Linked DNA regions of Homo sapiens: region 1 is linked to region 2. A link is an interaction called in ENCODE POLR2A ChIA-PET data of the cell type or tissue named here. Cell type or tissue: B cell. All regions are shown on one strand. Each heading gives the region's core, and the rest is flanking DNA. Links, peaks and the distances in the headings are about the cores only. Region 1 overlaps SDK2 (sidekick cell adhesion molecule 2). Region 2 has its middle 20 kb from the start of RAB37-AS1.

The links. ChIA-PET counts read pairs that join two places held together with the same protein. Peaks named below come from ENCODE experiments on the same cell type or tissue, not always from the same donor. Only the 100,000 strongest peaks of a DNase experiment are listed, where the experiment ranks them.
Region 1: POLR2A ChIA-PET joins it to region 2 with 10 read pairs; 1 of 35 experiments calls an interaction of 5 or more read pairs at or near these places.

What each region holds. Positions count from the first base shown.
Region 1 is chr17:73,586,427-73,590,809 of GRCh38, reverse strand. The region is part of intron 1 of SDK2 (sidekick cell adhesion molecule 2); the gene reads left to right. Among named protein-coding and RNA genes, the nearest start is that of SDK2, 56 kb to the left of the region's middle. RefSeq lists enhancers at 401-905, 906-1,409, 1,410-1,914, 1,915-2,418. In B cell, for the core only: no CTCF peak of the experiment used is centred there; DNase peaks (open chromatin) are centred at 1,210, 1,709 and 2,309; H3K27ac peaks cover 2,770 bases.
Region 2 is chr17:74,655,545-74,659,927 of GRCh38, reverse strand. No RefSeq gene overlaps it. Among named protein-coding and RNA genes, the nearest start is that of RAB37-AS1, 20 kb to the left of the region's middle. In B cell, for the core only: CTCF peaks have their summits at 2,133 and 2,332 (motif pointing left); a DNase peak (open chromatin) is centred at 2,317; H3K27me3 peaks cover 455 bases.

The DNA.
Region 1 (4,383 bases), core at 151-4,150, 1.1 Mb after region 2:
ACCAGTTTACATAGCATGGCCACTTAACACTCTACCCTTAACAACCTCTACCTGGCAACCTTCAGTTAACCCAAAACTCAGGGCCTCAATTCCATGCACAGCCCATGTTCTGGATGGGCCCAGGGCTCGGATGTTTCTCATAGACAAGGAGTGACTCTCCGGGTTGGCCATGCCCAGATTCCCCACCTCAGAACACACAATCAGGTGCGTCTGCCACCCAGGGTCATTCTCAGGGTGTGTTGAAGACTTAGAGTCACTAACCTGTATTTTCCCCAGGTGTGCCCTGTTAAAGACTACTTAGGCCAGGGTCTGAAGGAGCAGCCCAGAGCCAGACGGGGCAGAGCAATGGTGTTGCACAGCAGGTGGTGCGGGTCTTGGCAACGAGCAAAGTCAGCTTCAAGTTGCTGCTGTGCTTCTTGTGGGACCTTTGAGCTTTCCAGCATCATCTCCGACAGGGGAAGCGAATGCCGGGGAAGGAGGTGCTGGTTGCCAGGTCCTGTCAAGTCTCATGTGTTCCTGGTACTCCTCTGCATTAGCACATGCCTGGATTACAGTAACAGATTCCGAACTGACCCCTCTGGTCCAGCCGTACCTTTCCATCCACCCTGCAGACAGCCGTCCAATTCTCGTCTTGCTAAATGTCTTCTTTCGTCAATTGCCTCCCCCTTCTCAAAGGCCCTCATCGGCTCCCTGTTTCCTGATGAGCCCAGACTTCGATTCCGTGTGGGTTTAAGAGGCAGCATGTAAGAGTCTGTAACTGGCTGTATCCTTTCTGGCCACCTGAATGGCCCAGGCCCTCTGGCCGTGGGAAGGAGGCCACATTCTAGAGAGGAGTGGACACATTGGAAGAGATTCCTGCCTGACAGCTGCTTGCTTTCTCTTTAAGGCGCTCCCCTTTTCAGTCCCTTCTCTGTTCACCTGATTACAGCAAGGACAAAGGCGTAATTAGGTGCTAATGGCACTCAGCACCTCTGTAACACCTGCTAATCCGCAGTGGCTCTGCGGGGCTGCTCAAAACCAAATGTGCGGCTTGCCTCCTGCTGCCTGGGGATGAGGCTTATTGCTCTCTTGTCTGCCTTGTCCGATTTCACACCCCACTTTGGGTTCCAGCCTGTGGTGACCAGATCAGCATTATCCTTGGTCAGGGCCAGCTGATGCTGACATAGGACAGAGTGACGCAGAGTGCCTGTCTGAGCTTCCCCTTTTATCCTGCCTAAGGCTGCGGAGCCAGTAGCAATGTCCCCATTTTGCAGATTGGGAAATGGAGGCTTGTGGAGTAAGCAGCTTGGCCAAGCTTCACGCTGCTGGAAGTGGTGGAGCAGAATTCAGAGCCACATCTGTCCAACTCCAAGGCCACGTCCCTTGCCTGTGGTTTTCCGGCCTCTTTTCCCAGCTCTGCAAATCTGCCCCACACCTCAATACCCAGCTCCCCAACAGGGTCACCCTCATTCCCATTCTATTTTTCTGAATGCTTTGAGCACCTACAACTCTGCACCTTGGGAGGGACTAGAAGAGACATCTCCTTGCCCTTCAGGGTTGTGTGTTTGTGTGTGCACCTGCACTCACGTGCATTCATCACTGTGAGCTGGAGCGTGAATTTCTTGCATCCTGGGACTACTCCAGCACACAGTAGAATAATTGGCTTAGGGAGGAGCATACAGTAGCCACTGACTAGACTGAGTGAGTCAGGGACTGTGATGCCTGCAGTTTGTCTTTCTTGCTCGAACAGATCATTTAGTAAGAACCAAGCCTCTCTCCATGCAAGGTCAAGTACGTGGCATCACAGGGAGGACCCCGGCTCTGGCTTCACTTGCTCTGGGGCCCTAACCCTGCCCTGGTGCTCACCAGCTGTGAGATCACGGATTAGTGGCTTCTCTGTGCTTCAGGCATCTGGCGCCTTCTGTAAAGTGAGCCATCAGGAATGAAGTGCGTATGGCACCTGCGCCACGTAGAGGAGTGTGCCCCACGCCTGTCCGGTTGTCACCCAGAGCTGCTGTGCTTGTGCATTGGCCCTGGAACTGTGCCGCCCCGGCCCTAGGCACAGCGAGACTTCCCAGTCTCCGCACTACTGACACTTTGGGCCAGATTGTTCTTAGAGGGGAGGCTGTCCTGAGCACCGCAGGAGGCTGTCCTGAGCACTGCGGGGTATTTCATAGGATCCCTGGCCTCTACCCACTAGATGCCAGTTGTGACGACCAAAAATGCTTCCAGATGTCCCCTGGGGGGCAAAGTTGAGTTGGCCCTGATGAGAACCAGCAGCCTAGAGCACTGGTTCTCAAACTTCACTGTGCATCAGAATCACCTGGGATACTTGCTCAGTCACAAACTGCCAAGCTCCACACCCAGAATTTCTGATTCATCAGGCCTGAGACAAGGCCCAGAATTTGCATTTCTTTCTTTTTTTTTTTTTTTTTTTTTTTTTGAGATGGAGTTTCGCCCTTGTTGCCCAGGCTGGTGTGCAAAGGCGCGATCTCGGCTCACCGCAACCTCCACCTCCCGGATTCAAATGATTCTTCTGCCTCCCCCTCCCGAGTAGCTGAGATTATAGGCATGCAGCCCCAGGCCCAGCTAAGTTTGTATTTTTAGTAGAGATGGCGGGGGAGGGGGGGGGGTCTCTCCATGTTGGTCAGGCTGGTCTCGAACTCCTGACCCCAGGTGATCCACCAGGCTCGGCCTCCCAAAGTGCTGGGATTACAGGCGTGAGCCACCGCGCCAGGCCAGAATTTGCATTTCTTACAAGCTTCCAGGTGCTGCTGTTTCAGCTGTTCCTGGGACTCCCTCCTCCCCTCACTTTGAAAACCACTGGACTAGAGTCTTATGAACATGGTGGGCTTTAGAGATGGTGAAGTGAGTGGCTAATGGGATGCCAAGAGCAGATAACAGGACAGGGAGTTTCTTAGAGAGATGCCTCCCTGAGGGTGTGAAGAATTGTAAACAGACTTCAAGATTTTACAGAAAAACAAAAACAGACTCACAAAGCAATGAGAAGACTTTAAAAGCACCTGTGTGGTTAGGAAAGGAGAAGCCAGTTCAGGGAAATGTAATGAGCCAGATCCAGAGAAGCGGGCCTGAGGGTTTGATGGGCACAAAGAGGGCTGTTTGCCAGAGCGCTGGGTCTCAGATAGGAAGGTGATTGTCCCCCGGGGCTGGAAGAGTCAGGAGAGGCTGCGGAGCTCGGCTCTGAATGGGCAAAGCAGCTCCAGAAGTGGCCTCAGAGTCCCGTCTCATTTATGAATGAGCCTGCACCAGGATGACATGAGTCACGCCCCAGTAACACAGATAACGTGCAGAGATGGCCCGAGCCACCCTGCGGCCAAAGGGAAATTGCTGGAGACTGTCAGCTGCTAAGTAGGGTGGTGATGCTGGAGTGACCCAGGGACAGAGGCGTGCCAGAGGGCGCCCCAGTTGGTATTGGCTCAAAGTTACTTGGCAGCTGGAGCAAGGCTGGCAGTTGTGTCCTCTGTCCAGGCTCTGCCCTGGCCCGTCCAGGCTCCTGGCTCCACCTCGGGCCAGTGGCTTATGGACATGTACTTGGGGTGGGCATTTGACAGGCCAGAAGGAGGGGGCAGCTGAGCTGATTTTGCCTAGGGGACCTAGCCTGGGGACCTCAGGCTCTAGAGCCTGGAGATGGAATTCCAAGGGCATGGAATTTGAGTTGAAGCCTATGGCCCAGACTGCCGATTTGTAGCTGGGTGGATAGTCTTGGGCAGGTCACTTAGTGGAATATCTCTACCCTGTGCAGCAGCCACAGGCCAGGCACCATACCGAGCCCTTTACATATGACAGTTAATCCCATTCGCACTTCAAAGCTGCAAGAGGCATTCTCTTTCCCCTTGGACAGATGAGGAAACTGAGGGTCAGAGTGGCAGCTAGAAAGCAGCAGAGGAGGAATTCCATTCAGATCTGACTCTAAAGAACATGTTAGACTTAGTTTTTCCATCTCTAAAATGGGGCTCATATTCCCAACCTATTCCTCCTCATAGAGCTTGCATGAGAATCGGATGAGATAAAATCTCTGAAAGCCTTTAGAATGCCAACGATTATAATCATGCAACGAAACTGCTGGACCTTCAGGCTTAAAGAGTCACACATGCTTTGCCTGCAGACGTCATGGGAGGTGGTTGAGTCAACCCAGCTGGTCGACCAGGGGTCTGGTTCTGGGACTCAAGTTTGGGTGGCCCCCAACACAAGACCACCCACCCACCCCCTGCAGTCCACCGAAGCATCAGAAATTAAATTTCACGGCTGGGTGCACAGAGATACCAACTTGAGCTCCATATGTTTATGGCTCGAGGAGGAGATAAGATTTGATTAAGAAGACCGCTATTAATTTATGGCGAGTACACTGGCGCGAAGGGAGAGGCTGCTTTTAATTAATAGCCA
Region 2 (4,383 bases), core at 173-4,172:
CCTTCCTTGGGGCTTTGGAGAAGATCTGTTCATTTATTCTTCCTTCCTTTCATTCATTCTTAGCCAGGTACTGTGCTAGGCACTCAGGATAAATAGACAAAAGAGCTACAGTTCCTGACTCTAAACAGCCGACAGTCTACCGCTTGTGACTAACAGGTGCAGAAAGATCATATCATGGGATAAGGGTCATGATGGTGCATGAGGGAGGCATTGTAGTGCAGTGGCTGAAAGCTCAAGCTTGGACCCAGCAGACCCGGGTCTGCATCCTGACTCCACTGTGTGTTATCTGTGCAGCTTTGTCTATTATTTCATGTTGCTAATCTTCACTTTCCTCTTTCAAAGTGTCATTATGAGGATTAAATGAAAGAATGCGGCCGGGCCTGGGTGGCTCAAGCCTGTAATCCCAGCACCTTGGGAGGCCAAGGCAGGTGGATCACTTGAGGTCCAGGGTTCGAGACCAGCCTGGCCAACATGGTGAAACCTCGTCTCTCCTAAAAATACAAAAATGAGCCGGGTGTGGTGGTGAGCATTTGTCATCCCAGCTACTTGGGTGGCTAAGGCATGAGAATCGCCTCAGCCGGGAGGCAGGGGCTTCAGTGAGCCGAGATTGCTCTATTGCACTCCAGCCTGGGCGACAGAGCAAGACCCTGTCTCAAAAAAAAAAAAAAAAAGAAAAAAGAAAAAAAAAAGAAAGAAAGAAAGAATGCATGGTAAGTGCTAAGCCCAGTGCCTGGTATATACTGAGTGCTCAATATGGGAGCTGTCATTGTGAATAACATGAGCGTGCCAGAAGTCTGGAGGAGAGGATGACCGCTTGCTCTGCCTGGAGGTGAGGAGGAAGGTGGGACTCGGGGAGGGCTTCACCCAGGAAGTGGCCACTAGGCACAAACGTTTCCTTCCCTAGAAAAGTCCCCCAGTGATAACTTCTCCTGTCCCAGCATCCCAAGGAGCCACCTTTTTGACCATTGAGAAGCAGCCTCTAATAAGAGAGAGCCTCTGTAAGGCCGCCCAGGCCCTGCCCATGATGCCAGACTTCTGCTGCCATGTCGTTTGCCTTCTCCATTGGGTGCTTTCCGGGAGATACAAGGATGCATGATGAACAAGTGAACCTTTATTGTGACACCAATGTGTCGCATGATGTCATCGACTCTTTTGCATGTATTATCTACTTAATCTTATCCAATACTCCCCTGGAGGAGGCTATAATTCTTCCCATTTTATAGATGATGAAAGTGAGAGTCTGGGACATTAAGTTCATCACCAGGATCCTGCAGACGGCAGACAGAACCAAGATTCAGTCCCTAGTGGTCTGGCCCCACGTTGATACGCTTTCCGCCATCCTGCAGCTGCCTTCTGCTTATAGAATCATCAGCCGAGAACTGTGGCTCAGGAAGGGACTGTGGAGGTTTGTTTGGTGCTTTTAGCTCCATAGTTGGAAAAACTCTCTGGCACACTGAACTTTCTTGACGCTAAGTTCCAACCTATCCTGCCACTCAGTCAGGATCAGGAGGAGGAGACGCCAAGGGGGTCTGCCTCTCCAGAAGTGTACAGAAAGTGCTCAGTGACATCGCCATATCTGCCCCAACACCCTCATTCCTGGGACATACAATAGCCACTCTTACCTGGAACCTGTGGCATTAAGACCACCCCCATGGAGCCGGTCGCGGTGACTCATGCCTGTAATCCCAGCACTTTGGGAGGCTGAGGTGGGCAGATCACCTGAGGTCAGGAGTTCAAGACCAGCCTGGCCATCATGGTGAAACCCCGTCTCTACTAAAAATACAAAAAATTAGCGAGGCATAGTGGTGGGCACCTGTAATTCCAGCTACTCGGGAGGCTGAGGCAGGAGAATTGCTTGAGCCTGGGAGGTGGAGGTTGCAGTGAGCTGAGATCGTGCCATTGCACTCCAGCCTGGGTGACAGAGCGAGACTCGATCTCAAAAAAAAAAAAAAGGAAAAAGAAAAAAGACAGAGAGAAAGAGAAAGAGACTATCCGACTATCCCCATGGGCTAGGACTCCGGGAGTTTGTGGTCCTTCTTGGTTTTTGTTTTTGTTTTTTTGAGATTGAGTCTCTGTTGCTCAGGCTGGTGTGCAGTGGAGTGATCACAGCTCACTGCAGCCTCGACATCTTAGGCTCAAGTGATCCTCCCACCTCAGCCTCCCAAGTAGCTGGGACTTCAGCGTGTGGTCCTTCTAATGGTCATCAGCGCGGTAGTGCTCTCCTGTAGCACAGAGAACAGCAGCTGCAGGCTGTGGGAGAAGCTGCGTCTAGGCAGGCTCCTTCACTGAGTGCCAGGCTCTTTGCAGCTCGCTGCCTCCTCCTTGTGGACATTTGTCTCCAGCAGGGTCTCAGAACTTGGTGACTGTGTCATCAGAGAATTGACAAGCTCAACAGCCCCAGGGAGGAGGAAATTCTATTGCCCAGTCTTCAGGGAGGGCCAGTCGAATTATAAAAAGCCAGCAAAATTTACCTGGACTTCTCTCAGCCACTCTTTCTGCTCTATTTCCTCTCTCTCATGTGGCATAGCCCTTTTTCCATGTGAGAAATATACTTTTAGGAGAGAAGATATGTCATTTGCATCATACTGTGATTTTAAATGCACATGTCACCTTTGCAGAAGCATTTGCTCTTCAGGTTTTCTCCTGGACTGTGGGTGTTACAGGTGTTTTTCTTCCATAGCAGCGGCTGGTGTGTGCGCATGCACACATGTGTGCTCTCTGTGTGGGAGGCATCATAGTTTTGAGAGCGTTTGCTGAAGTCACACTTCACTTGGCCATGGAATCCCCTCTTAAACAACCTGCCCTGCTCGCAGTGATCAGTGGGTTCAAGTTCACGTATTCTCTCTGGGCTCTTTTGTGCTGTCGTTCGTGATTGTTTTCCTCAAGGCACATAGCTGAGGATCAAAACTAGGAAGAAAATTCAATCCCTCCTTCCAAGAGCTGATAATGCATCATGCCAAATCATTTCTTCATCGGTTAACCTAGCTTTTCTTTAAATTGGACCTCAGGGTGCTCAGAATTGGGTCAATCATCATAATGGAATTCTGAGACACTCATCATTCACCCGTGGACAGTCCACTTTCATTCATTGGTTTATTCCAATGTAATAAGGCTCTGTAAACCCAAAGCAAAAGCTAGGGCCTTGGCAATAACCTACATTTAACCATATACTCATCCCACTTCACTCCCCAAATTGAGAATCATCCTGATTCCTCTGTCCATCAATCCTTTGCTTTCATTTTTAGGTAGTTTTATTGCATCTATATGCATTCCTAAAGATGCATTTAAAAAATGTTAGTTTTTTTTTTTTCTTTTTGAGATGGAGTCTCACTTTGCTGTCCAGGCTGGAGTGCAGTGGTACAATCTCAGCTCACTGCAACCTCTGCCACCCAGGTTCAAGCGATGCTCCTGCCTCAGCCTCCTGAGAAGCTGGAACTACAGGCATGTGCCACCATGCCTGGCTAATTTTTATGTTTTTAGTAGAGATGAGGTTTCACCATATTGGCCATGCTGGTCTTGAACTCCTGACCTCAGGTGATCCACCTGCCTTGGCCTCCCAAAGTGCTAGGATTACAGGCATGAGCCACTACACCGGGCCTTTTCTTTCTTTTTGTAGAGATGGGGTCTTGCTATGTTGTCCAGGATGGTCTCGAACCCCTGGGCTCAAGCAATCCTCCTGCCTCTGCCTCCCTAAATGCTGGGATTACAGGTGTGAGCCAATGTGCCTGGCTGGTTGCTTTTTTGATTTAAGATTACGTTGCTTAGATTCTTCTGTATTGTGGCATGTCTGTTGTTTTGGCTGCTGCATAACGTTCTGCTGAGTGAATAGCCCACATTTCTTTCATCTATTCTTCCACTGAAGGGCATGTGTGCTGTGCCTGGTTTTTATCTGCTGTGACCAGCACTGCAGGGAACTTTCACATACATGTCTCCTGTTGTCTGTGTGCAAGAGTTTCTCTTCATCTTCCCATGTGAGAAGCGGTAGTTAATTTATTTATTTAGAGACAGAGTCTCGCTCCGTCGCCCAGGCTGGAGTGCAGTGGCGTGATCTCAGCTCATTGCAACAACCACCACCTCCTGGGTTCAAGCAATCCTCCCACCTCAGCCTCCCAAGTAGCTGGGACTACAGGTGTGCACCACCACACCCAGCCAATTTTTTTTTTTTGTATTTTTAGTAGAGTCGGGGTTTTGCCACTTTGCCCAGGCTCGTCTCAAACTGCCGAGCTCAGGCAATTCGCTCGCCTCTGCCTCCCATAGTGCTAGGATTACAGGTGTGAGCCACCGCATCCGGCCAGAAGCATTTATTTAAGGTCAGCTGCATGTGTTGCCTATGCTGAGGTCACATATGGTTGGGTCGTGAGGCTGCGGGGCTCTGCAGGAAAG